Regions from separate parts of the Mus musculus genome. Here region 2 is linked to region 1. Evidence: chromatin loops called from intact Hi-C (ENCODE). Cell type or tissue: left cerebral cortex. All regions are shown on one strand. Links, peaks and the distances in the headings refer to the core of each region. The heading gives the core; the rest is flanking DNA. Region 1 holds the start of Tox2 (TOX high mobility group box family member 2). Region 2 has its middle 10 kb from the start of Gtsf1l.

Region 1 (15,368 bases), core at 4,763-12,762:
AGCTTCTGAGGAGTTTTCCTCACCTTGGGGTTACCTGCTTTTCATGAAAACATAATCTGATCCAAAGAGTCGCCCATGGAAGATTTATGTTGAGGGACGATTGGGGCCATAGGGTACACCCATAGGGAGAGGGACACGAGGTTGGGCAGAGGAAGAAGTTGGTCATAGATGTGAATGATGGAAGCTACCCAGCTCTGGAGCTATAGCTGTCTCAGATAGGGACCCCACTCAGCATCCGCTGTAGGCTGTAGCACTGGGTAAGAACATTCCTACTAAAGAGTATTCCTGATGGGGCAGAGTGTGGACCCAGACCTGACACTGCAGCTTGAGGTAGGGGACAATAATGTCAGCTTCATCTTGGAGTTGTATACCTCATACCAAAGCTCATGCGCATCCAAGAAAACGGGCCTAAGGTGGCTAAATTGTGTGCCCAAGGTCACCAGACCAAGCCCAATGAATATTCCAAGCACACCCCGCCCCACCTCCTAAAGGAGGGAAAGATGTTGGTAGGAAAGCCACGCCCCACACTTCCGAGTGGGCAAGAGCTGATTTCTAACATTGAACTCTAGTGCACTGTTCTTAGCAAATGGAAACGAAAGTGTGTCTATCTGTACTGGATACTGTGATCGCTGACCCTCCTCCCTGGGGGAGATGCTGATTTGCCATCTGACAGAGGAAGAGACTGGACCACTGGATAACCCACCCGTGCTACCAGCATGCCGTAATCCCAGGCCCACTGCATTCCACAGATGACCCACACTAGACATCAATCCTGGGACTCTAAGAAGTTACGGAAGTGAAAGAGACGACCCACGGAGACAACAGGCAGCCACCCAGCAGAGCATCTGTGGGAACCTGTGCAGTGTGCACAGAGTTGGCTTCTCCACTGCTCCTACCAGGCACAGGCTGGTCCCCCATCACTCAAAGACTCTTGGCCATGGCCCTAGTCCTGTTCTAGACTCCAGGTGCTCACTGGGCAGCCCTCCCCCAGTTCATTCATTCACTCATGTCAAGAGCAAATGTCTGCTGATCACTTATCTGCCAGGCCCACTCTGAAACACAAGAGTCCTCTCTTATCCCAGGGACAACATCTTAAGGACCCCCTCAGAAGGTCCAGTGGGAGTTCTTCACTGTAGTTGAGCTGTTGGTCTCTAGGACCCTCAGAAGTTCTCAGGAGACATGTTTTAACAGCAGCAAGCCTTGCTTCTCCCTACCCTGTGGCTCTGGTTTAAAATGAAATCTGATAGTTGTCCCCACATCTGTTCTGGCTACCAGTGTCTTTACCCATGAGGTGAGGCAGCATTCAGAACCTATGCTGTGTTCTACAAGATTATAGGCTAAATCTACCCCTTTATTTTCTTTAAATCTTTTAGCTTCCAGTTTATTTTTTTATTATTGAAACCGAGTTTGTTTATGCGGCAGAGGCTGGCCTGAAACCCATGATAACCCCTCACAAGGTTAGCCTGTCTCAGGTATTTTGTTATAGCAATGAAAAGCAAGCTAATACACTCTTCAAAAAGCATCATCCTGGTGGAGGATCCTCCCATGTGCCACAATCATACAAGGCACCCCAGGCTTTCACTTCGTAATACCTCACACCACACTGTCTTGGAGGGGTGATGGTTGCTGATTCGATTCCCCTTTGTACACAGAGGAGCAGAAACCCAGAGAAAGCTAGTGACATGTTCAAAGTCACTCAGGAGACTGAAGTGAGCAGCGGCAGCCTGGACTGATGCTCCTGACACAGAAGCTTGATCTGAGAGGACCCTCTGGCAAACAGGATGCAGGACTAGAGGGTCAGTGTAACCGTTTGAATAGGAATGGCCCCCATAGACTCGTGTGTTTGAATGCTTGGCTTATAGAGAGTAGCACTATTAGGAGGCACGGCCTTGTTGGAATAGGTGTGGCCTTGCTATAAGAAGTGTGTCACTGTGGAGGCGGGCTTTGAGTTCTCATATGCGCAAGCTACGCCCAGCATGGCTCACGGCTCCCTTCTGCTGCCTGCTGATCAGTATGTAGAACCCGTTGGCTCCTCCAGCACCGTGTCTGCCTGCATGCAGCCATGCCTCACCATGATGATAATGACTGAACCTCTGAACTGTAAGCCAGCCCCAATGATCTGTTTCCCTTTATTGGAGTTGCTGTGGTCATGGTGCCTCTTCACAGCAAAAGAAACTCTAAGTCCGGAAGTAAAAAGCTCCCTGGCAAAGAATCTGGCCTCCTGATAGAACCTCTTAATTCCAGCCAGCCCAGGGCTCCTCCCATGGGACCCTGCAGAAGAAAGCCATGCAAATCTCACCCCCCCACACACACACATATGTTGTAAAGGACTCATGCACCCCAAGTCCAAGATAGGAAGTGTCTTAGTTAGTGTTTCACCGCTGTGAACAGACCACCATGACCAAGGCAAGTCTTATAAAGAACATTTAATTGGGCCTGGCTTACAGGTTCAGAGGTTCAGTCCATTATCATCAAGGTGGGAACACAGCAGCATCTAGGCAGTCATGGTGCAGGCAGAACTGAGAGTTCTATATTTTTATCTGAAGGCTGCTAGCAGAATACCAGGCAGCTAGGAAGAGGGTCTTAAAGCCCACATTCACAGTGACACACCTACTCCAACAAGACCACACCTACTCCAACAGGCCACACCTTCTAATAGTGCCACTCCCTGGGCGGAGCATACACAAACCACCAAGGGAAGTAACCTCCACTTCGTGGTTTGTGCCAAAGGGAGCCTCCAGCCGTTTAGTAACCAAGCTTTCCTAGTTCCCATGCTTACCCGGTGCTATACCCAGAGCTATGTGGGTGGTGAGCAAAATAATTCACCCACTACCACTTACTCACCGAGCCATTATGAGAAGGCACTGTGCCAAGCGCTGAGCGTGGTTCCTGCCTGCCAGGAGCCCACTCAAAACTGTACGCAAACAAGCAAGCCCCCACTACACAAACTATGGCCTCTAACATGTGACCAGCTGTAGCATCACGTGGGGGCTCATGAGACAAACAGATCCTCAGGGCCCACTCACCAGGACCAAAGGAAATGAAATCCCTGGGAGTGTGGCTCTGGAAGCTGCTTTTCAAAACTTACCAGATCAGAAGCTTGCGATCCGTTTGTCTCTGTGGCTAAGATCTCTCTCTCTGCTCTTGCAGAGAGCCAGACTTCAGGTCCCAGCACCCACAGGCCCACAAATGCCCACAACTCTAGCTCTAGAGGATCCAATACCCTCTCCTGGCCTCCACAGGCAACTGTATACATGTGTTCATACAGGCATACAGACATACACATGAATAAGATAATAACGCTTTGAAAAAAACATCAAGCGACTCTTACTGTGTACATAAATTTTCAAAATTTCAGAGGCCTGCTACTAACCTTCCATTTTAAAACTGCAAAACCGGCTGGGGGAGGGCTTGCAGCCTAAGCACACACCCACGTTTGGATCCCCAGACCCCAGTAAAAGCCAGGCATGGAGGCGTACGCCTATAATCCAGTGCTGGTGGGCTGGAGCCAGGTGGGTCCTAGAAGACTGTTGGCCAGCCAGTCTAGCTCAAGTGTTGAGTTCCAGGCTCGAGGAGAAACTGGTCTTAATATACATAAAGGAAGACACCTGTTCAATTGTGCTTTCTGTTGCTATGGTAAACACCACGATCAAAAGCAGCCTGAGGAGGGAAAGGTTTATTTAGCTTACAGCTTACAGCCCCTCACTGAGAGAAGCCAGGGCAGGAAGCTGGGGCTAAGAACTGAAGCAGAAACCCTGTTTATCGGCTCTTTTCCAGTTGGCTTGCTCAGACAGCTTTCTTAAAGAGCTGCTCCAGACCCACCTGCCTAGAGATAGCACTGCCCACAGTGGGCTGGACCCTACTGAGTCAATCAGCACTTGAGAAAATACTCCAGCAGACACAACCACGGGCCAATCTCATAGAATCAATTCCTCAACTGAGAGTGCGTCTTCTGAGGTCTGTGTACAACATTGACAAACACTAACCCTAGCTACGACAACATCCAGTGTGTCAATTTTTGACCTCCACATGTGCACACACTAGGGCAAACACACACACACACACACACACACACACACATTGCAAAGCAGCCACAGAGCTTGTCTCATCTAAACCCTCTTCCCTAGTTCATATCCAGAAAATATCTAGAGATCTATTAATCATAATACTGTATTTTATCCATAGACAGACAGACAGACAGACAGATAAGCTTTGAAAGCAACAATTTGTTCATTGTCATACCACTGGTTACCTAGAAAAGGTCTAGCACAAAACAGTGATTAATAAATATTTGTTGATTGACAGATGGTAGAACATCCCATATCCCAAGCATTACTAGTTATTGAGAGATCCTGGAGAAAGAGAGATGTTGTTGGCCACAGCGTGCTCCACAGGGAGAGCCACCCAGGTTGGCCTTTAGTGTGTATCAAATAGGGATAAAAGGATGCTAGAACAGAGAGGTTAAGCCTCTTGCTGGAGTAGGTGGTAGGCAGTTAATATTACCACCAAGAACTTTCCTAGTTCTTTTTTAATATTACCACCAAGAACTTTTCTATTCTGCATCCCTCACGCCTGTGTCCTGAATCGCAGAAGTAGGCAATGTCCTCCAGAGGGTACATGGTGGGAATGAGGGTCAGCCTGGAGCACTGACTGCTTCTCTAAAGGACCCAGGTTTCCTTTCCATCACCCATGCTGGGGCTCACAACCATCTGTTAACTCCAGTTCCAGGGGGATCTGATGCCCTCTTCTGGGCTTGATGGGTACTGCATGCTCATCCTGCACATGCATACAGGCAGGCAAAATACCCACAGTCATAAAACAAAAATAAATAAATCTTACAGAAAAAAAACTGTAAAGAGGGTACCAAGGCTCAGTGATAATAGACAATTTGTTCCCCTTGAAAGAAGACTTGTAGACGGACATTCACAGTAGCTTTATTTACAATTTCCCCAAACTGGAAACAAACCCAAATGCCCATCCACAGATAAAGTGACCAGTTGTATTATATTTACACGATGCAATATCACTCAGTGACAAAGTGGAACAACACACAAACACACACACACACACACACACACAAAAGATGAATGCAAAAAACAGATTGAGCTAAAAAAAAAAAAGAAAAGAAAAGAAAGAAAAGAAAAGAAAGAAAAGAAAGAAAAGAAGCCATACTCTAAATGCCCATGCTGTATGTAACACACTGGGGCTCATGTAGAGTTCACAGTCCTAAAATGATCCGGAAAAAAAAAAAGGTGGGGAATAGAAACCCGGTAAGAAATTGCTGCTGGGGCAAAGGTAGGGTGCTCACTAGGAAGGGAACAAGGGCCTTTCTGGGGGTAATGGAAATATTCTCTACCTAGACTGGATTAGTGGGTTCATGGGTGTTTATAGCTAACCAAGCTCATTTACATTTTATTCTGTTAGATCATACTCTGTGTTAACAGAGAGCTAGAAAGCCTACAGGCGACTTAGCAGGTAAAGGGACCTGTTGCCAAACCTTGGACGTCTGGGACACACACAGTGGAAAGGAGAGAGCCTCCGGTTGCTCTCTGACTTGAACGACTGCACATGCATGCATTGTAATTTTTTTTAAAGGAGCTAGAAAATCATCTTCTTTAGCTCGCAAAGCCACATATGGAGCTATGAAGCCAGGTTCGCCCTGTCCCAGTGACCTCTTGGTACCAGTCTGTTTTGGCTGAGCTGGGAGCTCCCAGCCTTCCAAAGTCTGAATGGAAGAAATTCAATCCTCCGTGGATGAAACATAGATTTCCCAGTCCCAAAAGCACGACAGAGAGAGATTCACAAGGAGGCTGGACTGCTGTCCTGCTGTGAATTGAGAAACTTGGATTCAGTCTCATCTCTGACTTTCACCTGCTACTCCATGACTGACTTTTGCCGTGTTGCCGTGAAGCAGAGATCACGGGACCCCAGATCCTCCATGCCAGAAGCCAGGAGCCCCGGTGCTTACCAAACAGTTACTACATTTTCTTTTTAAAAAGAATAACGTGCTTGCTTTATACCTACTAGACAATTTTTTCTCATGCATGCTAACATTGCTGTAATTAATAAATTACACAAGTATTTTGAAGCTAAAATGAAGCTCAGTGGCTTTTTATCATTGTGTGTTTGCTCAAACAAAACCCAGCAGAAGAGAGCAGCTAGTGCTCATGACTTTGATTTAAAGAGGCTGGGAATCTCTATGTGGAGGATTGCTAAGGGACAGTCACCAAGGGGATGGTCGCCAAGGGGACCGTCGCCAAGGGCCCTTCCAGGTCAACTGCCCCACGGTTGTCTGACATCGTTTGGGCAAATGCTTGAGAGACAAGCCTCTTGTCCTGGCTCCAGGAACAGAGTCCCCAGTGTGTGGGCTGTGTCCTGGCTCTATAACCTATTTTACAGCACCTCCCAACACAGGCGCGCGCGCGCACACACACACACACACACACACACACACACACACACACACACAGAGTGGCTATTACACCTTAGGTCTCCAACTCTGATAGTGAGCCTCTGTAAGAAACCTGGACATTTTCTTTTCCACAATCATCAGTTTCTGGTGTCAGACAAAAAAAAAAAAAAAAAAAAAAACGGGGGGTGGAGTTCCTGGTCACAGTGAACCTCAAGAACACCACGGAAGGCCACAGCACACTGGGGAATCTGTCAACAGGAATCTGGATTCAGGCTGAGCCAGGTGCCCCATCACCCCAGCCTGAAGGGCTGAACCTGCGGGTCTCACATCTAAACCCATGCTCTGCACCTTCCTTTCCAGCATTCTGGTGGCTTTTCCCACCCCACTATCCTCAAAACTTCCTCAGCTGCAGGCCAGGGTCTTAGTGCACAGATAGAAACCAAAATCTCCACCCTCCACTTCTGTGCCCTTCCCAGCAGGTTGCAACCTCGGAGGTTCTGGTGCTGAGTCAGAGGTTTCTAGAGCTTCCGAATAAAGAGGTGGCGGTAGCGGGGATGGGGGTGGGGGTTTGGGGTTGGGGGGTGGGGGTCGGCAGCGTCCTACTTCCCAAAGGCGGCGGCGGGAGACAGGCCCCACTCTGGTGGCGCTTGCAGATACATCACTTCCCAAAGACCTCTTCCAGCTACCCTGCCCCGCCCCCAGCCTGGGTACCCAGACTTTAAGGCATAAATCCCCAATCTCCACCGCGGCCACCAAACCAGAGGGTGAACCCCGTTTTGCCCATTCGATATTTTAAACAAAGCCAAGGGCAGAAGATGACCTGCCGCCCCATCCTTCAGCTTCTGGTAAAACTCCACTTGCTGGTTTTAATCCATTTTCCCACCACCACACTGGAAGCGACTCCGGAACCCGCCTTCTCTCTAAGGCACCATCCCCCCTCTCAGGCTTCCAACTTTGCGGATCAGCGCACAAAAGATAATCTGCTCTTCCCCCCCCCCCCCCCCACTCCGAGAGATGCGCGCCGCCCACCTCCGCCCCGGGACGCCCCGGCCTGCGTGGCCCGCGCCGCCCGGACCAGGGCGAACTGCAGAGGGCTCCCGGCCGCAGCCGCTCCCTTAGGGCCTGAGGATGCACTTGCAGAGAGGCCCAGCCCCGGAGGCCCAGCGATCGGCCGGACGCTCGGCTGCTGCAGCATCCCGACAACATCCCCGCAGCCAGGGGCTGCGCGGACAGCCTGTAGGGAAGGGACAGACCCCCAGAGGGTCATGGATCCAGCCACCCGACGCGCACTCACCACGCAGCGCCGCGGAGCCCGCGCGTCTACGTCCCGACCGCCCGGAGACCCACGCGCGCTGTTCAATCCGGGCTCCGAGTGACGAAAAGCCGCGCTCGGCTCCAGCCTGACCCCGACCGACGCACAGACCCGGGGACGCACCGACCGTCTGGCGTCCGAACTAAGTTTCAAAGTTCCCTTCCCTGCGAGGGAAGGGGACTCAGACAGCGCCGCTGCCCCTGACCGTGCCCGCTGAGCTCAAAGGGGAGCTGGGGTCCGATGCCCCTGGTCCTGGGATCCAGGCACTACCTCCCGGGGGCGCCGCGCTGTGGGGCCCTGGCTGGAGTTGAGCACAGAGAACCTAGAAAAATGGTGGGGACGGGGAGCGAGAGTGTACCTCCTCGCTGCGGCTCCAGCCTGGAGGGACGCTAGCTCCCCAATCCAGGGAAGGGATAGGCCTTGATTGGACGACACCGGCATAAAATCAGAGGCGCCACGGGGTAGTGACGGCCAATTAGTAAACGGCCCAATTAATGCTCAGCGCCGAGAAGTTAAAACCCCGACGCGCGAGTGTGGACAACCGAGGGGTGGGGGCGAGCAGTGGAGGGTGCTGGAGCCTGTGACTGTCCCTGGGTGTGTCCGGGTGTGACTAGGTGGCCGTCAGGGCGATTTGTAGCTGGGGCTTCTCCTCCAGGGGATGGATCTGCGTGACCGAACGTGTACACTTGTGGGTCATTGTGAGTCTGAGCTGTGACTGTCGGAGCTACTTCTTTGTGTGACTGTCCCCCGTTGCCACTGGATGTGACAGCAGCTGCGAACCTGTGTGGAAGCGTTGTGTATGAGTGTAGATAGATGAGGTGACTTGTATGTTATCGTAGCCCTGTGCGTGGGCGAGTGGCTGCGTGTGGTTGAGGATAAATGACTGGCACCGTGACTTATGTGGGACGGCGAAGGCTGTGTGTGGTGCCGCCTGGCTGGGTGACAGAGAGTCGCTGCGCGTCGGCTTGTGAATGAATGCGAAGCGTGGGTGAGTGTGTCACTGTGTCGTCTTACGGGAAGCTGTCGGGCTGACTTCTGCCCGTGATCTACAACTCCCAGCATGTGTGACCGACCGCGAGGGTAGCGGTGTGAGTGGCACGTGCCCGTCGTCCAAGATGTTGTGTGCGTGTCCCCGTGTGCGCCCCCAGAGTGCCTACGTCCGCAGCCACGAGATTACTCCTGCCCCCCACGCTCCAGCCCGGGACACTCGGGCCCCCAGCCTACCTTGCCGCCTACCTTGCCGCAGTGGTAGTAGTCCAGGTGTGCCAGGCCGGCCGGCTCGGCCCCGGGCCGCGCACCTACCGCGGGCGCCGAGGGATACAGGCGGACGTCCATGGCGGGCGCGGCGGCGGCGGCGGCTCCCGCGGGCAGTGCCTGGGCGGGCAGCCGTGGGAGCCCTATGCGAGCCCGTGTGCGAGCGCGGGGGGCGGGCCGGGGGCGGTGCCCGGAGGGGAGCTACGCCCTCCCGCCACGCCCTCCCCCGCCCCGCCCGCAAGCGCTATTGTTCCGGCCTCGGGAGCCGCCGAGGGCAAGGGGGGCCCCCTGGTCGCCTTGGTCTCCGCCCAACCCTCCGCCCCTAGAGTTAGTTGCCAGTCCAAGTGGACCGTTCCTGTCCCGCCTTTTGTCACCAAGAAGAGAGAAATCTCTAGGCCACCCCTGTCCAGAAATGGGACATTCCCAGCCCCAAATATTGGGGACAGTGTCAATCCCCACCCTGCTTGCAGGGCAAGTAGGAAGTGGTTGAAGGAGCATCCATTTGGAGATGGGCACTATCTTACCTTTTGCCTTACATGGGTCTTAGAATAGTTCCCTGCCTCCCAACACACACACCTCAAGCTCATCTGAGTTATTCAGAGAGGGACGGGGGGAGGGGGCAACGTGCATAAAGGTTTATTTTATATATGAGGAAATCGAGGCACCAGAAAGGGAGAGCATGCAGAAGTGAAAGCGCTTGGATGAAGACTGTGGAAAGTCCCCTCCCCCTTACTGGTAAGGACGGGAAGGCTCAGAAGCCCCGTACACTTAGCGTACACTTAGCCACCATCCAGAGCTTTTCGGAACCCCAGAGAAGCAGTGTGAATCTGCCCCTTGTCGTCCGTCCATCTGTAACAGCACCCTTGTTCCACAGACACTTGCTAGCTGGAAGAACCATCAGGGGCTGTCTGCTGCTCACCCCACCCCCATCCAGTTCCTGGGTTCCAGGTTCTGGAATACTTTCGAAGCCTGCCTGGGAAGAACAACTGGAGAAAAGAGCGTGAGCCTCTTGCCCACTTAGGAGACAGCTTGAAACTAGCTCAGGCTCCATAACTGCTTCTTGGACTTGCTTCCTGGCCGGGAGCGAGGACCGCAGCAACCATGAAATCCAGGCACCTCAAGAGCAGTGTGGGAACTGGTCTTCCAGCGAAGGCTGGAGAACAACAGAGGGAAATTACAACCCAGAAAGGAAAGAGCTTCTAAATAAACGTCAGTCATTGTTTCTAGAAACACCAGGCTCAGCCTTATCAAAAAGGAATTTCCGACAAGCCTCTCTCCTCCCCCCCCCCACCCCCCCTGTCTCTCCCAGATCTGGCTACCCAACTAACCTAGCAATAGTCACTGAAACACACACACACACACACACACTTCTCTGCATTGAATTGAGTATTTCATGTGCACGTGGATGGCTTCTGTGCTGTCTGTCTGTCCTGTTTACTTTTCTCTCCTTGTGCCATTAGCCCACTGGACTACTTCAGCTTTGTAATAAATCTTAATGTCCCATAGAATAAGTCCACACACATTTTGTTCTTTAAGACTACCTTGGCAATTGGCCTTGGTGCCTTAATAAAAATCAGCTGGGATTGTCATTGTTCTCACATCGAATCTTTATCCCAATTCGGATGAAGAGGGTGTTTTCTCTGTGCATTAATTTTATCCATGAACATGGTACACCCACTTAGGGTTTCTTTACAAGTTCTCTCAGCCATGTTCGTATGCGAAAACCTGGCACATCTTTTATTAGATTTACAACTGGGTTTTTTTTTGTCATTTTTATGCTATTATCAATTATTTATTTTGTTTGTTAATATGATGGTCAAGGCTTTCTAACACCTCCACAAATCCTTTGACACTCCTCCCTAGGAGTAGAGTCTAATGCCTCCCTCTTAGAAAGGCTGATTTTGGCGAGTGGTTCTTAGTAAATACCATGACTTCTGAGGCTAGTTCATTAAAGCTAACACAGTCTCACCTGCTTGACTTCTCAGCAGGCTCTTGTTTGGAGCTGTAAGCTACCATGTAGGAGGGCTGGAATCATCAGAGAAGCCCTGAAAAGATTATGGTCTTTCTTGAATCCAAAATGTTTAGCACTTGGATTGAAGACACAGGCAGAATCTCTGTGAGTTCAAGTCCAGCCTGATCTACATAGTGAGTCCCAAGACCACCAGGGCTACATAGGAAGACCCTGTCTCGATAAATAGACAGATTATTGGTAAATAGATAGACAAGATATTCAGTTGCCATGACCGATAATAAGTGCATATTATTTTAAGCTACAAAATTTTGAGGTTGTTTCTCAACCATATAGGCCTAGAATATACTGGAAATAAACTTTTACACAATGTTCCAAAAACCAGAAACACTGCCAAACTCACTAACCCTAATCATTTGTACATGGATTCTTTGGCTTTTAAAAACCCTAGAGCTATGCTCTCTCCCATCTGTAAATAAAATGAAAGTTTTCTCTTAAGTTCCAATCCTTGTATGTTCCGTTGCTTTTTCTTGTCTTGTCTCACTGGCCAGTAACAGTAACAGAAAATGTGAGAGAAGCCGCCAGCCCCCAACTTAGTCTTCCTTCTGAGCACAGAAGGACTATCAATACTCACCACGAACTGTGTGCTTGCTCTACTCTCTCTCTCTCTCTCTGTGTGTGTGTGTGTGTGTGTGTGTGTGTGTGTGTGTGTGTGTGTATCTTGACAAATCTTGCCCTTTGAGGTCAGGAGATAAAAGTGCCACATGAGATCAGTGAGGGATGCTTAACGCCCAAGAGCTAATGGCAGACCCAAAGCTACAGCTAAACCCGAATCTGTCATCCAGCATTTCCCACTGGCCACACCCCAGCACTCTTGGTCTCATCAACTCTAGCAAAAAAATTGTCAACAAAGTCCACCATGGTTCAAAAGACTCCTAGGAGCCAAACTGCTGTGACTTCTCTGGAATCTGCCAATAGCAGCCACCCCTGTCAGCCCTTCCCAGAGAAGAAGGAAGACTTCGAGAGGACATGGAGAAGTCTGGTGAGGATCTTACCAGGGAAGACAGACAGTTCTCCGAGCTTGGCTTTACCCTAATGGCTTTATCTTATTCTGTTGCCTCATCAGATAGGATACCCTACCCCCCTTCCAAGGAATACCACAACCATGTTTGTTAGCTTCAGGATAAAAGTGGACCTTGAAACCTCTCTTCCTGTTAACCTCAGTGGGAAGCGAGAGAGAATGAACAAGCTGACTCAGGCCAGCTCTGCTGTTCCTCGCCTACAGCAGCTCAGGGCTGGGGAGTCTGCCTATGAACCTTCCCAGACCCAGCTTCCTTTGCTACCGGTCAGCACGCGGATGCACTTGAGCATGTTTTATTATTATTTAGATATGATCAGGACAACAGGAGATGGTTATTATTAAAACGACAGTGGCCTCATATGGTTCCTGAGAGGAGAGGGAACACTGTGTTAGAGATACGTGGGGGAAGCCTGAGTATCAGTTGGGGTAGAAGAGAGTGGACTGTACATAAGGACTTTTTTTTTTCACAGATTCTATAGGTTTAGGGCTGGCTGGTGTGGATGCTGTCAGTGTGTACATACACATTCCCAGCTGGCCAGTTCCTAGTCCCTGGGTAATCTGAGCAAGTAGTGATTGAAAAGTATGCCCTGCCCATAGGCAAATCATGTTCTGTAGGGATAGGGATTGCTAATCCTAGACAGGACTGTCCCCGCAGGGTTGGTGAGACCCCAGGAGACAAGTCATCAGATTGAAAGAAAGAAAGAAAGAAAGAAAGAAAGAAAGAAAGAAAGAAAGAAAGACAGACAGACATGACTAACAGCCATGGGATTCCCAAAGGATAACGAATCTTACTCCACCCACAGCTCCTTCACCCAGGAAATGTTATGGCTCCCATTCAAGACAGCCAACATCTTAGAAAGCAGTGTGTGTAGCACAGGATCTAGGCACTCAATGCTGACAGGCTATAGGTCTGTCAGAGAGTCTTCCTCCGTTCAGGCATGTAGTCGGATTGACTGAACTTTTAAGTTGAGTGTGACCATGTGACTCATTTTACCCAAAGTGGTATGTGTCACTTCTAGGTGGAAGTTTAAGAGACTGGCACTCAGGAGGCAGAGGCAGGCAGGTCTCTGTGAAGCTAGCATGGCCTACAGAGTGAATTCTAGGACAGCCAGAACTTCACAGTGAGATCCTGTCTTTAAAAAGCAAGATGGTATTTAACCCTATTTTCTTTCCTTCATCCATTAAAAAAAAAAAAGTAGCAAAACTTAACTCATTTTTTAAGGCCAGTTTAACTTGCTGGCTGGGTGAATACTTTGAGGTGCTTACTGCTCTAGGAGCTGTTTACACACAGTACTAACAGTGCCCGCTTTGCCAAACCGTGACAAAACGTGTGCCTTGTGAGTTTCTCCAGCAAAGGGACAGGGGTTTCCCCCATTATGATACCTGTGACTAATACAGGGTCTGGCATAGGCAAAATGCTTGGTTCTCACCTTGAGATGAACCCTTGAGGACCTTCTTATACACACACACACACACACACACACACACACACTCCAAGAAGAAGAAGAAGAAGAAGAAGAAGGAGGAGGAGGAGGAGGAGGAGGAGGAGGAGGAGGAGGAGGAGGGAGGGGAGGGGGAGGGGTGAGGGGAGGGAGAGGAGGAGGAGGAAGAGGAGGAGGAGGAGGAGGAGGAGGAGGAGGAGAAGGAGGAGGAGGAGGAGAAAAAGCCCCTGTCTTTTATAAATTCCAGGAGACAGAGGGCAGGAAAAGGAGTCACGTTTCAGCACTTGTCTCCATCTTTCTTCCCTGAAGCAAACATACCTCATCACAAGTGTGGTGGGACATATCATGCTGATCTGGGCATTAGAAAATGGGGATCCATAGAGAAAACCTCCCCTGTCCTATGGAAAGTCTTCCAAAAGCCACGAGATCAGAAGCATCCGAGGCAAGGATCTAGTGCAGCAGTTTACTAAGCACTGATTCCTGGACACACAGGTCGAGGAAGGAGGAGAGCCAGGAAAAATAACTGTCAAGAAAAGGTGCATTACTCTGGACAATTGGGTCTGAACTCCACTGGGGGACTCGGGAAGACAGAGTAGCACAAATATGCCACAGAATTATCCCATTCAACAGGCAAGGACCTGGGTTCTTTACTTAGCAAGCCCTAACAACTGGGATTAAGACAAAATTCTTTCCCAGGCAGTTTGTCCTGGCAACTACATGTGAAGAACTTGCAGCAGAGATATCCTGTGGGTAAACAGATGCAGGACTCAAAAGGCAGAGGCCGGATGGCACTCTGGAATGCTGATGGCAGGGGGCATTTGGCAGAGGGTAACCCCAGGGCTTGGGGCTGTGCAACCTGGAAGTGGAACGTTGCTCTCTATTCACACTTCACTCTGTGCCTATGTGCAAGAACATTCCCTCAGGAACTTTCTAGAAGTGGGCACTTATTGTCTGAGGGTGGCAGTTGCGCATTGCTAGAGCCCTGGACACTACTCGCTATGTGGTTCAAGAAAGAGCACTTCAATCTGTTTGTCATTTCTGACAAGAGGCCAAGCCAGCCCAAAGCCTCTGTCAACAACATCTACTGGGCAAAAGACTAAATGGGCCAATGCTATGGCAGAGACTTTGGCACAAGGTCACTTCTTCAACCCACTACGTAGAACACAAAACAAGGGAGCTGGATGGGACACTGGATTCAAACCCTGATCTCTGCTCTGCTCCCTGCTTGACTTAAGCCAAGGCTCTGAACCACTTTGAGCCTCAGCGTTCACTTCTGCAAAATCGGGTGCTCATACCTGGCTGTGTGTTACCGTGTGGGAAAGGAATCAGCAAAGCTAAATGTAAATGAATCACTAATTAAAAATAACTAATTAAAATTGACCTCATATTGCAAAGAAAATACAAAGCATCAATAACAGCTCGGATGTCCTGCTTGCCCTGTGTGGGGCGCTGAGACACCCCCGGGAAGTAGGTGTTACTTCTAATACTTCTTGAAATGCAGAATGGAAGCACAGAGTGACCCACTAGGAAATGCAACGAGTTGAGTTGGCCAAAAGGCTTCCTTGTAGGACCCTAGGACTCCCTGCATCCGTCTAATCTTTCTTACTTCGAGAAGAAAAATGGTCAGTGTCCCAGTTAGAATTAAACTTCATTAGTAAATGAACTCGAGATTTGAAATATTCGAAACACAACTATCTTTTAACTTTTCTATCCATACTCATATAGAAGAATATTATAGAAGCATCGGGTGTTTATCCTATATCCAGGGAACTTGCCAAGTACTGTTGGTGCTCATCTTTGTTGCTGTCATTTCTCTCTTATTTTCTATATCGAATAGCATGGTCACTCAGGAAAAAGAGATAGGCTCCTCTTCTTTTCTAATTATTTCTTCACTTAGT
Region 2 (15,368 bases), core at 2,421-10,420, 100 kb after region 1:
GTGCCATCTCCTGGGCTCAAAGAGAAAGCTAGCCAAGCATCGCCCACGAGTGTTGGCTGCTTCCTGTAGACACCTTGACTTCCTACTATGATAAACTGTATACCCTTGAACTGTGAGCCAAAAGGAGAAACAAACAAACAAACAAAAACCCTTTTTCTCCTTTAGATTGCTGTTGCCAGAGTACTTTATCATAGCAACTGGAAAAGCAGCAGACGTGATCCCAGCTTCTCCGCATTCTGGCCTTCATCCACTGGAACCCTTAACTGAAGGGGAAATGTCCACAGCACAGAACAAAGCCCTCAACTGTCATCACACCTGTCTCAGATTCACTAAGAAATGAGTTCAAATGACATCTGGGTAGTGGCTGGCTGGCTGGTTTGGCTGATAATGGATCTGCTGAGACCAAGACATTACAGACGAACCACAAGTGCTTCCTTGGCATGAACAAGGCCTTGGGTTCGAACCCCAACGCAGCGGCAAACGTCTGTAATCCCGACACTCAGGCGTGTATGCCGCAAGATCAAAGTTCTAAATCGGCCTGTTACATGGTAAGCTGGAGCCCAGCCTGGGCTACGTGAGACCTTATTTCGGCAAAAGAAAACAAGCAGACAAGAGTGTTACCTATAAATGTAAGGTGTTGGAATGGGCCCTACTGGAAATGGAGTCGTGGCTAGAGAAGTCATGGCTTCTGAGAGAAAAAGACAGACTGGCAATGGGAGGAGGCTTGGACACAGGTGAGAGCTAAAGATGCTATTGGAGTGGGGGCTGGGTACACCCCTATGATGGTTGACAAGGATCACCCAGGAGAAGGGTCTCGGGATGCCTATGCAGAGCCATGTGGGTTGTGCTCACTTCAGTGGGAAGCCCAGCCCACTGTGGGTGGCACCTTTCCTTGGCTGCAGCCTTGGACTCTGTAAACAGGCATGGGAAGTTGAGCAACACATAGGTATCGTTCACTGCCTCCTGGTGTAGATGTGACTGTCATGATGGGCTTGTTTGTCCCATGCCCTTGAAATGTGAGCCAGAAGAAACCGTTTCACCCTCAAATATCAGAGTAGTTTATCACAGCAAAAGGAAAAAAAAAAAAGGAATGAAATGAGGCTAGCCTGGGCTACGTAGGCAAACCTGTCTCAAAAATCTAAAATTAAAGCTCCTGTGTTTCTCTGGGCTGGTAAGATTGCTCAGCAGATGCAAGTACTTCCTGCTAAGGCTAATGACCTCAGTTTGATCCCTGGAGTCCACATGGTGGAAGGAGCGAAATGAATCTCAAAAGTGGGCCTTGAACGCTTAGGGAAGATCTGGGGGAAGGATCGACGGGGATAGGAACTGCACAGGAAGATGAACAGAGCTCTCAGAGACTGAGCCATCAACCGAAGAGCATACATGGGCGGAACCGAGGGCCCCAGCACAGAGGTAGCGGATGTGCAGCTCAGTCCCCATGTAGGTCCCTCAACACCTGGAACAGGGGCTGTCTTTAAAGGTGTAGCCTGACTGTGGAGTCTGCTCCCTAACATGGCTGCCTTGTCTGGCTGCAGTGGGAGAGGATACGCCTGATCCTGCAGAGACTTGATGAACCAGGGTGGGGCATTACCAGGGAGGCCCCACCGTCTCAGAGGAGAAGGGGGTGGGAGGAGGGACTCTGTGATGAGGGCGACAGAGAGGGGCAGCATTTGAGATGTAAATGAATGAATGAATGAATAAATAAATAAATAAATAAATAAATAAAGTGGTCCTCAGACCTCTGCACACATAGCATTACATGTGTCCACATACACATATACAAAATAAAAACAATTTTTAATAATAATAAAGGCTTGCAGTGATAGTGCATGTCTTTAATCGCAATACTTAGGAGTCAGAGGCAGGCAGATCTCTGAGTTCCAGGCTAGCCTGGTCTACAGAGCAAGTTCCGGAACAGCCAGGGCTATACAGAGAAACCCCGTCTTGAAACCAAACCAAACCAAACCAAACAAAGAAAGAAAATTTCTCAAAGAAACTCAAATAAAAGCCATGGTGAATACTCCCATGTCTATTAGAATGATTTTCTGAGACAAGATCTTACCATAATGACCAAGCTGCCCTTGAACGTGTAAGGCTAGAGTGCATCCTACCTCAACTCCACGGGCAGCTGTGACCACAGCCTCTGCCACGACGCTCTCGAATGCAATGGCCAGTACTGACAAGGGCACTGGGCTTCTTGGATGCTCACCTATGTGTTGCTGGGATGTAGGCTGTTACTTCTGCTAGGAAATTGGCTTGGCAGTTTTATCCCAAGGCCAACCTCTGTCATGCATGCACACACCCATGAGCACGCACAGTAAAAGGCCCTCGGGGCTTCCATCCTGAGCTAGTACTGAACTCTCTCCTGTGGTGTGAAAAAGATGGGAAGTAGTCAGGTTTGAAAAATAATCTGCGAACTTATATTTGCATGTCTGGGAATCTTTGCACTCTTGGAGGGGGGGTCTACTAGACAGCAAGAGTCTTTTACTTACACGGAGCCTTCTGCTTTCTTTGAAATGCTGCAGGAATAGCCTTCCGTGCAACAACGGTGGCTCCTGTTCCATCCCAGCACTGTTCTCTGCCTGGGAATACTCAGCAGCTGGACAATGCAACTTCTGATGTGGTAACTGACCCACCTGCTGTGTGGAGGAAACTAGTCTCCGGACTAGTCCAGCTACTAGTCAGCTTCCCAGAGTCAGAGGGCAGGCAGGAAGCATCCTCCAGTTAGCTCAAAGAACCAGTGTGCCTGGCTTCAGTCTGGCTTAGGTCTAAGGCCAGCACTCAAGGCAACATCAGGTGCTTCCAAGGTTACTGAAGCAACATGCGGCCCATGGCCAACACCCTGCGCCGGGACACTCTAGAGTCCGTGTGAGCACCAGAAGTATCCCGCACCGGAAGTATCCCACCGTTGAGCCTGGTCGCAGCAGGAGGTACAGGAGGTGTGTGAAAAGCTAATGCTGTCATGTGAGCAGTGAGGTCTTTTGCCGTCCAAACAAGGCCAAGGGGCCAAGGGAGGGTGCCAAGTCTCCATTCTGTCTCCTGAAAAAGCCTTTGACAGGCCAGCGACATAGCTCAGCGGGGGAAGGCAACTGCTGCCAAGCTTGATGACCTAAGTCCAGTCCCTGGGACCTACCTGGTAGCAGACAGGCATGGGTTCCCAAAAACTGTCCTCTGGCCTCCCCAAACATGCCATGACACACGTGTGTTTGTATGTGCACATAAACAAATACATAACTTTATTTTTTTTTTCAGAAAGAGGCCCCCACCACTTGGTGCCTGTTGACGGCCTTACTGAGCCTTAAACGAAAAGAGGGGGTTAGTGTGCAAGTCTGGCGACGGGCCAGGAGTAGGCCAGCTTGAGCAGCAGTGCCATCTCTGCCCTGCTTACTGTGTGGCCTTGGGAAACTGCCTGAGCCTCTCTGTTCCTCAGGTGGGAGTGACTGACAACTTCATACAGGCAGAGGAGGAGGAAATGTGGCCATGTTGGCCAAGTGTCTAGCAATACACTTGACCCTTAGAAAGCTCCATTTCATCTTTGGCCCTGATACTAACTCAATGACTGTCCCTTTGCCAGTCCCGTAGAGAGGAAACAAAGCTGAGGGCCTCAGGGCCCTCTAAGGCATCAGACCAGCTACAATCCAGGGTTAAATCTGGTGTGTGCGTACATTCCTATATGGGATCACGGTGGGTTCACACATCACCAGATCAAACCACTGGGCCACTCTTTTAGGGAAGGAAACAAGGAGGTTTATTCTCAATGAGGTCTGAACTATAGGAACTAAAGTCAGCAGATGTCCAAGGAAGGGATGGCCCGTAGAAAGAGTCTGTCCCCGAGAGAAGTCTAAAGTGACCAAAAACAAAAAACAAACAACTGAAGCCCAGAAAGCTGAAGGTGCCACCCAGATGTCCCAGCCCTCATGAATGTCACTGAACAAGGAAACTAGAGAGGCCTGGGCCAGATGGGATGTGGTTGCTATGGGACAAAGCCACACCTAGCAACAGCTCCCCAGTTCCAAGCCCCTATCATTCGCCTGGCAGTGATACCTCCCTAAACAGTCTGGCAGAGATCTCAAGCCGGGCCACGAACTGCCCCAGATGCTCCAGGGAACGGATGCAAAGCTTTCTGTTTTGTGTCACACCTGTGGTGACAGCTGAGTTGAAGAGAATGTTCACAGTCATTGTGCTCAGAAACCACACACACGAGTTCTATCTACCGGGGTTTCGGAATGAATCGAGGTTCCAGCTCTCCTCTCCACCTAATTGCCTGTCTGCACAGGGTAACCTTTTGATGTGAGTTTAATAATTAGTCATCATGGCCTAGTTAAAGAAAACAATGTGTTCTCCAGTGGCACTCTGTTTCCAGTGAGAGACAGAGACACTAAACGGTAACTTTCACCCTGTTTTTTTTAAAAAAAAAAAAAAAAAGGATGTTCCTCAGCTGGTCCTGCATCTGCCCAGCTGGTCCTGCATCTGCCCAGTGTATCGCCAGTTTCGGTCTTTAAGCAGCTGTGCCCCGACACAGATGCCCCTCCCCCAGTTCTGCCACATCTGGTTCACTCTATTCTGTGAGCTGGGCGCCACGATGCCTCAAGCATAGCATGACAGCAGATCCTCTTTATAACACAGACGTTTTGCCCCGGTTCCATACTCTGAAGTGCCCAGCCCCCACCTGTACCCAGCTCCGGCCACTGACCGTTTTCTCCCAGCCAACCAGCTATGCTCCCGGCTTGCCCTTTCCTGCACAGAGGAAGCGCACACCTACCTCAGGGCCTTTGCTCGGGAGAGAAATTCATGCTGGAAATAATCTGAGTGCCTAGTGAATTCCTCTCTCTCTCTCTTTCTCTGTCTCTCTCTGTGTCTCTCTCTGTCTGTCTCTCTCTGTGTCTCTCTCTGTCTGTCTCTGTCTCTGTCTCTGTCTCTGTCTCTGTCTCTGTCTCTGTCTCTGTCTCTCTCTCTCTCACACACACACACACACACACACACACCAGCTCTCGGGCCAAGCACAACTGCCTAAAGTGAAAACCTCCCAGTCACCTAGCTCCCTGTAGGAAGTATCGCCAGCTGCTGTAAACTGCAACTTCATATTAAATGTACCTTCTCTGTCGCGATGTGTCTCCTAAACACACAACAGCCTGGGCTTGAGAAGGGGTTAGCGGGCTCAGTCAGTGAAGTGCTTGTCAGGCAAACATGACCACCCATGGCAAGAGTCAGTCATGGTGGTGAATGTGCCTCACGTCGCAGGCACAGCCAGGAGGATCCCTGCAGTTCACTGGGCATCCAGCCTAGTCAAATTGGTGAACCTGGGTTCAAAGATATGGAGAAGAAGGATAGAGAAAAACGTCTGCCCTCTGCCTCTGGCCTCCTCACTCTCCTGCCCACACCCACACAGTCACATACACACACACCCATGTGTTTCACACACACAGAGATGAGATGCATAGATAAGGAAAAGGCTTTAAAACAAAGACATCTGGTACTTATCCAAAACCAACTGCCAGCTGTCCACCCCACTTAATGTTGGTCATGCACACACACAGAGACCATGAACTCAGGCCCCCCCGGGGGGGGGGGCGCTGGTTAGGCTCACCTCCCCTTCTCCCAGGAGCACTGCTCTCCAAATTGTCAAGCGTCTGCTGTCCAAATCCCCAAGCTGCCACCTCGGCCCACCCACAGCCTCTAAGACACTAATGGAGTAGGTTTAAATCTCTTCTCCCTCTCTCCCTCTCTCCCCCTTTCCCCCCCCCTCCCCTCTTCCCCCTCTCTCTCCAGTTGTCAAATGCCCAGATAACTTTGGAGGGAAGTGTGTCCCAGACTTCAGTCCCAAGGAATAAATTCCTCCCTATTGAGCTGATCTCCGGCCCATAGTAGAGACCGGGGAAGTGCTGCCCTCTGGTGGTGTATGGATGCGTAGCAGCAGCGGGCTTCCCAAATTGAGGTCAGTCGCGAGGGTCCCCTACCAGCTAGTGACCTCCTGGTCGCTGGGTACCCGTGTCAGCGCGAAGCTCCTGGTTTAGTCTTTGATGCTGCCATAACTCCTTCATTATCGGTGTTCCCAAACTTCAGACTTTTGAGTACTACCAGTTCTATTTCTGTGCCACAACTAAATGTATTTGTGAGAATAATCTACTGTAAAAGAGAGCCAAGAGGGGCTAGCAGGGTAGTTCAGTGGTGACCTCTTGCCATGAAAGCACAGTGTGCTCAGCTCAAGCCCCAACACCACAGAAACAACAACAACAAAGCAACCTGAGTTCCGGCAGTACCTGGGAAAACCAATTCCATGTGCTATGGCAGAGGAGGAAGACAGAGAAGCGGAGAACATAACTGAAGACAAAAATCGGGATTGACATTTAAAAACAAGCCTCTTGTGACGTTTGACAGCTCATCCTACAAAGGTACCCGGCACCAAGCTCTGTCATCCTGACTTTGATCTCCAGGCCTCACTTGGTGGGTGAAGCACAGCGGCTTCACACATACACACACACACACACACACACACACACACACACACACACACACCACGCGCATGCACGCACATACATGTGCTACATGGCACATTGTGCACCCACAAGCTGAATAAATAAATCATTTAAAACAACTTTAAAAATTAAAACATAAATATTTCCATTTTGGGAAAAGAAAAAAAAAAAAGCACTGTGTCCTGGATTTGAGCACTGATAGGTTCTGGGTCACAGAAGCACCCGGGTCATTAAAAAGCCATTGTTGGCCAGGCCACAACATCCACAATGCAATGAAGACAGAAATGTCACACCCAAGGTAAACAAAAACCAATCACTTGGAAATGTATTTCCTAATTGCTCAGCTCAAACAAAGGAAGAGAATGTCAGTTATAAGCAGTTCAGAGCGTAGCGGGAGCTGGAACCTCAGGCAGAGAAACTTGGGGAACTAACCAAAACCAACACCCCTTTCCCCATCGCTACAGGACTTTGTCATTAAACAAGGAAGTTGGAAAATAAACAAAGCGTGTAACCCAGGAGGGAAAACAAGCATTGAGAGAAAGCTGGGGAGAAAAGCAAAACAACAAACATTAAGTTCATGAGGCAGAGCAGGTAAGAGGAAGCCAGCCTCACGCGCAGCTTCTTGAAAACAGCTGGGAAGGGCCCGGGTTTGTGGACACCCAATTTTAAAAGCAGGGGGAGAGTGAAGGCAGCTTAGTACCGGGTACGGAGTAGAGTTTTAATGACAAGAGAATAGCCTGCATGGAGAGAGGTGGCTCAGGAGTCAGGAGCACAGGCTGGTCTTGCAGAGGACCCAATTACGGTTCCTAGGACCTATGTCCAGAGACACACAGCTGCCTATAACTCTAAAGGACCCCAGGCTCTTTTCTGCACCTCCAGGGGCATCTGTACTCACAGTGCACAGACACCCACATAGACACACAATCGACAAATAAAATAAGTTAGTAGCGTAGGAAGTCCATTGTCGGTAGGAGGTGCCCTTAGAGCTCACCAGGGACTCAGATGAGTAGGAAATGCTTGGCCCTGCCCCCTGGCTGACAGCTGACGCTGCTAGGAAGCCTGCTGTGTGACCGAGTCTCTGATTATAAACTGGAATATGCACAGAATTTTCACCCTGGGTCGAGGCCAGGCGACATCTACCTGCTTCCTCCTAAGTAAGGTCCAGATCCACCAAGGTTCCCCTAGGGGACCAATGAGTTTATTAACGTTACTTACAGAACAAGGCAGGGGGCTAGAGATAGAAATGTGGGTGGCCTGAAAGCAGCTACACGGGATGATGGCTTCCTCAGAGCTGTGCGGATGGTGCCCCCTCCCCTGACCCATGGATTTTCATTTTGGGGGAAGCTGTTTCTACGCAGTCTGAATCTTCCCCTCTCTGTGCCCATGTTAGCAGCTGTTGGTGCCCATGTTAGCAGCTGTTGGTGGCATCTCTTGGAAAAAGATGCAAGGCAGAGGAGAGCAGCTCTGATCTCACCTACATTACGGGTCCTCTCTATGTGGACAGGTCTGGAAAGCACTACCCAGACAGATGTGTGCACATCCTGCTCTCTGCTCAGGTTACCATGGTGAGCAACCTCTCAGGTCCCAGACTCAGAAAAAAAAAAAAAATGCTAGGAGCAGGCTAGAGGCTGGAGGACCACTCAAGACATCTTTTAGAAGCACAGGCACTCTGATCTCCCTTTGTCACTAATGGACTTAACATCTGCTCGCTGCGCTAATGTGTGTTTGGCCATTAAACACCCTAAGAGCCTACCTCCTACGATGCGGTTTCCAGGGTAGATGAATTGCTACCAATGCTGTCTCCGTATGTGGCCTTTCAGGGGTCCGAAACTGCAGCCTGGGTCCCTGGTCATGAAAAGGCACCTTCTGGGTTGTATGGAGCAAGAGCCAGAGTGTCTGCTGACTCCCTACAGGGCTAGTGCCATGGCTTCTCCTGAGCTGGGATGGAGGTGCCACAAAAAGAGCATCAGTCACATAAAGTGGGAAGTCACACTTTACCGAAGATATGGTCTTAGCAGAGCAAACGGTTTGGAACTTTCCTTGGGGCGTTTCCTTGTGGTTCTCCCTGCTTTCCCTGATCATCTGCCTAAAGGCTCAGGAAGTGGGAGCGGAGAAATTGGGATTGGGGGTTGGCGGGGAGGATTGCAAGCCCAGTGAGTATGTAGCATCCAGGATGGGCAGAGGTGATTGGCTGAGGACTAAGGGTACCGAGATGCCTCATTAGGGTGGGGAAGCATCTCAGAGCTAAACAGGGTTTTACCAGGAGAAAGGGAAGTACTCTAACTAAGGCTATGTGGCATTGCTCAGGTAGAGGCATGGGGTGCTTAGAATCCCCCAGGGAAGGTCAGAGAAGGAGAAATCCTGTTAATAAAGAGAGTCTCTCATTACACGCTGACCCAAAGGCCACCTGATCAACCCTCTGCTCACAGGGAGGGCTAGAATCCTGTCCAACCCCAAGAAGGCCCACACTCTGAGCCGGGACATGGGTTTGTCTCCTAGCAGAGGCAGGAGCATGTTCTGTGTCTAGAGAAAGGGAACTGTGTCCTGGAGGAAGGAGACAAGGAAGGCCTCGGGACTTCGGACACGGCTCGGTTCTCCTTCCAGGATTTGTACCTGGAAGTTTGGTAACTCCTGGAACCCTGGAGTTAGCCATATTTTAAACAGTGAAAGGTCACTAGGAGAGGAGGTATTTATCAGTTCCTGATAGCAGCTTTAAAAGCTAGGGAAGGCAGCTAGGGAGACGGCTCAGTGGGTAAGAACACTTGTTGCTCATGCCTGAGGATGTGAGTTTGAATCCCCAGCACCCCTGTAGAAAGCCACATGTGCCTATGCACACAACCTTTAAATCCAACACCGTGGGGAACAGACACAGGAGGATCTCTGAGGCAGGCTGGATCCCAGTCTAGCTCTGGGCTCACTGAGAATAGGGCAGAGCATTATAAGGCCTCAATACCTCCTTGAGCCTCTATACCTGCTCACACACATGCATACGTCACACATATAAAGCACACACACACACACACACACACACACACACACACACTTCACACACAGCTAGCTAGTGCATGACTCACCACGTGCCCCATCTCTTTTTAGATGGAAGCATGAACTGCTACAGAGACGCAATAAGCCTAAGGCCCTCTTGATAGCAACAAGCAGATCCCCCTTGTGGCCCCACCCCAGGCATCTCAGACAAGTTTTACTACTCTGTGCCATGGTGAACCTTACACTACTACTGTAAGCCCCTGAGCTCACCAGCCTGACCCTGCATGTCCTGATGTCACCTGGTGGGATAAGGAAGTGGCATGGCTGTGAACGACTTTCTCTGGATTCCTGTGTCTAAGCCTGGCATCCCCCTCCCATGTCCTTCTACGAGACCAATGGAGGTCATGATGCTGTGCCCTCCACGCCCATAAAAGGTAAAAACATAGCCGCCATGCTCGGCTGCTCTCACAATGGAGCCAGAGCCAATGAATTCAAGATCCTGTAGGAGCCGAACACCATGGCCAGATAAATGCCATTTAAAATGGACCACAAAGAAGTAGAAACCTACCAGGCACTGAATAGTAATTTAAATAACAAGTATCTATTGGACACTTGTCCCACGCTGTAGCAAAAGTTCCTGACGAAAGCAAAAGAGTTTATTTTGGCTCAAAATTCGAGGGATGCGGGCTGGCGAGATGGCTCAGCAGGTAAGAGCACTGGCTGCTCTTCCAAAGGTCCTGAGTTCAAATCCCAGCAACCATATAGTGGGTCACAACCATCCAGAATGAGATCTGACGCCCTCTTCTGGTGCATCTGAAGCCAGCTACAGTGTACTTACATATAATAATAAATAAATCTTTAAAAAAAAATTCGAGGGATGCAGTCCATCATGGCAAAGGACACGAGGTGGTCACATCACATCTGCAGTCGGGAAGCAGAGAGAGTTCACCGCTATGGTGTACATCGCTTCTCCTTTTCATGTGTCACCCCATGGGGTAGTACAGACCATATTTAAGTAGTCTTCTATAGGATTCAAATCCTACCACGTTAACAATATTAACCACTATAAAATCCAACATAAAGAGAACTACTAGCCACGCCTGGTGGTACACGCCTTTAATCTCAGCACTTGGGAGGCAGAGACAGGTGGATTTCTGAGTTCAAGGCCAGCCTGGTCTACAAAGTGAGTTCCAGGACAGCCAGGGCTACAGAGAAACCCCGTCTTGAAAAAAGCAAAAACAAAAACAACCAAAAAAACCCTACTAAACTTACCGAAAAACAACAACAACAACAACAACAACAACAACAACAACAACAACAACAAAAACCAAATCACTGATAGAGGTTAGAAAAATTCAAGGTACCAGGCTGGTGAGATGGCTCAATGGGTAAGAGCACCGACTGCTCTTCTGAAGGTCCTGAGTTCAAATCCCAGCAACCACATGGTGGCTGACAACCACCGGTAATGAGATCTGACACCCTCTTCTTATAAGTCTGAAGACAGCTACAGTGTACTTATGTATAATAATAAAGGCCAGAGCGAACAGGGACTGAGCTAGGGGGGTTGGTTGACCAGAGCGAGCAGAAGTTCTAAATTCAATTCCCAACAACCAGATGAAGGCTCACAACCGTCTGTACAGCTATAGTGTGTACTCATATACATAAAAAAATAAATAAATCTTTAAAAAGAAAATTCAAGGTACCATGTATGTGTCCTGCACACACACGTGCACATGCCCCTGCCTAAGTCACAAAAGTACTTAAGTGGTGGGCAGGAGGATTGATCTTATTTTTTATTTATGTGATTGAGTGATTGTATATATCACATATGCACTGTCTTGGGTGCTGGGAATCGAACTCAGGGTTTTTTTGTTGTTGTTTTTGTTTTGGGTGTTTTGTTTTGTTTCTCTGTGTAGCCCTGGTTGTCCTGGAACTCACTCTGTAGACCAGGCTGGCCCCAAACTTAGAAATCCACCTGCCCCAGCCTCCTAAGTGCTGGGTTTAAAGGTGTAAGCCACCACTGCCCAACTAGGCAGGAGGATTGAAACCTGAGCAATTTGTCTGCTTCCTGAGCCATTATTGATAAGGGATTTGGAAAGAACTCATGCTGATTACAGAATTCAGCAAGAACTGGAGTGGCAAGCTCTAGAATAGGCCAGCCGGCAAACATCCGGCCTGTCCAGACTACTCAAATAAGTCCCAGCAACCAGCAGACACTATGTAAACCAGAGATCTGGAGAGGTTTCAAGATTTCACACTTTATTTACAAGAGCAGATCTGGATTCAGGCCACAGGTCATAGTTTATTGCTGCCTGACCTGGAAATGCAGATTCTTGAAGAGAGTCGTGCCTTGCCCCCTTTTTGGAAGAAAAATAACAAACAGAGACTTGGTCTAAAATGAGAGCGAAGCCCATAAGGTAGAGCTCCCAATATTGTTGTTTAGAGTTGCACTGTGTGTATGCGTTAATGTAGAACAACTGTAGTTTACTTCTGTGCTTCTTTATGAGTTATGTGACTATCAAGAATATGGTCTTTTTACCGACGCTCCGGTCCTGTAAGAAGCTCAAGGCTTAGTGAATGCAGTGCCTTTGTTGAGGACAGAAGAAGGCACCAGGGGGTGGGAGAGATGGCTCAGCAGTAAAGAGCACTGACTGCTCTTCCAGGGGCCCTGAGTTCAATTCCCAGCAACCACATGGTGGCTCATTACCATCTGTAATGCAGAGGGGGGGAGGAGGAGAAGGGGGAGGAGGAGGAGGGGAGGGAAGGGGAGGGGGAGGGGGAGGAGAAGGGGGAGGGGGAGGAGGAGGGGGAGGGGGAGGAGGAGGAGGAGGAGGAGGAGGAGGAGGAGGCATCTGAAACTGCAATGACAGTTGTGAGCTCCCTGGTATAAGTGCTGGGAAGAAAACTTGTATTCTCTGCAAAAGTGGTACTTTCCCTTAACTACTGAGCCACCTCTTCAGCCTTCAGGGACCTTTTTAGGTGCAAACCTAAAAGCAAAGACATAAGCAGAATGCCAGAGAATCCTAGGAGACCCTAGGCTCCACCCCTGGTACTACATGCTCCCTCCCCCCCGCCCCTCTCCCTCTCCCTCTCCCTTCTCTCTCCCCTCCCTTCTCTCTCATGCACACTCACGCACGCGCGCGCGCGCGCACACACACACACACACACACACACTCGCACTCACACTCACACACATACTAATAACAACATGACTCTTATCATCATCTTCCCAGCACTTGGGAGCAGGAGGTGGGAAGAATCAGAAGTTCTGAGCCCTCCAAGATACATCTGAGTGTAAGGCCAGACTGAGATACATGAGGCACTGCCTCAAATGAGAAACCACAAACTCGATTAGAATTAGGTGTAATTTGGACTTCAGTTCTGTCCTGTTCGGTACAAGTGGAACAGTCGTGGGAATCCCTACCCCCACCCTCACCCCCTGAGTAAGGAATGTTTCCCATGTCCAGCCAAGGTACCAAGAGCTCCGGCTTTACGGATCTAGGGTCGTGTCTCAATGTTTCTTTCCACCCAATAAGACTTTGGAAGGTGTCCCAGGGTAGCAGCTGAACTACAAGGTAAAGGAGAGCAAAACCGAAAGCAACGCTTGCAGGCTCATGCCCTTATGCCAATCTCTGCGAAGTAGAGAAGCTTGCCAAGATGGAGGAGGCTGGGATGTGGGTGAAAGCGGTCCCTGGCGCTGTAGAGGGCCTGAGTCCCTGGCGCGGCAGTGGTTCCTGGCGCCATATCACTACATGGCAATCGTCTTCTGGAGGAAGACACATCTATCTTACACTTTAGAGCAACAGAATTTGCCCTACAAAGGATTTTCCAAAGATAATAAACATTAAACTACTAAATAAAATGAGTTACCTGGCAATGTTGACACACATCTACAATCTCAGGGCTTAGCTTAGGAGGCTGAGGCAGGAGGATGGCCAGTTCAAGGTTAGCTTAAACTACATAACAGGATCCTCTCTCCCTCAAGCCAAAATGAATTTGTAAAAACTGGTCCACGGGCTTCAAACGCAGTTTTTAATCAATTCAGCTTATCAAGCTTTAAAGCACTGAAAGGGCAAACGTCTTGCTCTGTCTGCAGTGTGGCCCATTGTAAGAACAACCAGCGCCCTGAACACACAAACTGTAAACACCCAAATTATGAGCCAGTAGGGAAGGGCCGAGTACACGGCTCAGCGGGTAAAGTGCTTGCTGAACAAGCATCTGGACCTGAGTTCTGTCCCCAGCACCCACAGATGAAGCTGGACGTGGGCTCCCATAATACCAGTGCTGCGGCAGAGGCAGATCTATATTCATTACGTTTGAGTTTGGCTGATAAAACACTATGACCTGAAGGAAGGCTGCACCTCCTAAGCCTACCCTCACAGTGCCACCAAGTGAGGACTAAGTATTCAAATATCTGAGCTTAGAGGGGAGCCTTCTCATTTAAATCACCGCACCCCCTGTCTTCGTTAGGGTGTCTATTGATGCAGTGAAAATACCATGCTCAAAGCAAATTGGGGAGGAAAGGGTTTTTTCAGCTTAGACTTCTACTGTACTGTTCATCACTGGAGGAAGTCAGGACAGGAACTCAAACAGAATAGGAACCCGGTGGCAGGAGCTGATGCAGAAGCCATGGAGGGGTGCTGTTTACTGGCTTTCTCCTCATGGTTTGCTCAGCCTGCTTTCTTACAAAACTGGGGACCACTAGCCCAGGGGTGACCCCACCCACAATGTGCTGGACCCTGCCTCATTGATCACTAGTTAAGAAAATGCCCTACAGCTGGATCTCATAGGGGTATTTTCTCAACTGAGGTTCCTCCCTCATGACTCTAGCTAATTTGTGTCAAGTTAACATAAAGCCAGCCAGTACACCCTCAAAGTGTCACCAATGGGAACCAACTGTTCAAGTATCCGAGCTTATGGTAGACTGAGGGGAATTCTTGGTGGTTAAGGGCACTGGCTGCTCTTCCCAGGACGCTAGGTCAGTTCCCAACCACCTGTGACTGCAGTTCAAGAGTACCCAATGTCTCTCTTCTAGCCTCTGTGGGCACTGCTCCATGCACACCATGTAGTACAGACATACATGCAGCCAGTATACCCATCAATGTAAAAAAAAAAAATTTAAAGAATAAGAATTTTGCCGGGCATGGTGGTGCATGCCTTTAATCCCAGCACTCGGGAGGCAGAGGCAGGTGGATTTCTGAGTTCAAGGCCAGCCTGGTCTACAGAGTGAGTTCCAGGACAGCCAGGGCTACACAGAGAAACCTTGTCTCGGAAAAAAAAAAAAAAAAACCCAAACAAAAACAAAAACAAAAAACAAAAAAGTGAGAATTTTATAAATCCTATTATTTATATGAGTACACTGTAGCTGACTTCAGACACACCAGAAGAGGGCATCAGATTCCAATACAGATGGTTGTGAGCCACCATGTGGTTGCTGGGGATTGAACTCAGGACCTCTGGAAGAGCAGCCTGCGCCATCTCTCCAGCCCAATATAAAATTTTTTGTTTTGTTTTTGTTGTTTTTGAGACAGGGTTTCTCTGTGTAGCCCTGACTGTCCTGGAACTTACTTTGTAGACCAGGCTGGCCTCGAACTTAGAAATCCGCCTGCCTCTGACTCCTGAGTGCTGGGATTAGAGGCATGCGCCACAGAGAAACACTGTCTCGAAAAAAACAAAAACCAAAACCAAAAAAACAGTAAGCAGCAGGTTCACTGAGAAACTTTGTCTCACTTAAAAAAAAAAAAAAAAAAAAGATGGAGAGTGACAGAAGAAGATGCCCAATGCCATCCTGTAGCCTCTGCTCACACAGGCACACCCACACAAACGTGCACCCACATGTGCAACACACTCTCACAAAAGAGACAGCAGGGACATCTGGCAACAGATCTGTCACTGCAGAACAAACAG

Evidence for each region. Peaks named below come from ENCODE experiments on the same cell type or tissue, not always from the same donor. Only the 100,000 strongest peaks of a DNase experiment are listed, where the experiment ranks them.
Region 2: a loop joins it to region 1, with 2.6 times the contacts of the local background. A loop is called at or near these places in 17 of 42 quality-filtered maps.

What each region holds. Positions count from the first base shown.
Region 1 is chr2:163,196,855-163,212,222 of GRCm38, reverse strand. It overlaps Tox2 (TOX high mobility group box family member 2), which reads right to left and starts at 9,096. Exons shown (of 9, transcript NM_001372575.1): 1 at 8,961-9,096. The coding sequence starts at 9,059. In left cerebral cortex, for the core only: a CTCF peak has its summit at 8,659; DNase peaks (open chromatin) are centred at 6,282, 7,290, 8,100 and 8,652; H3K4me3 peaks cover 2,468 bases; H3K27ac peaks cover 489 bases.
Region 2 is chr2:163,092,255-163,107,622 of GRCm38, reverse strand. No RefSeq gene overlaps it. Among named protein-coding and RNA genes, the nearest start is that of Gtsf1l, 10 kb to the right of the region's middle. In left cerebral cortex, for the core only: a CTCF peak has its summit at 5,921 (motif pointing left); DNase peaks (open chromatin) are centred at 2,922 and 5,893.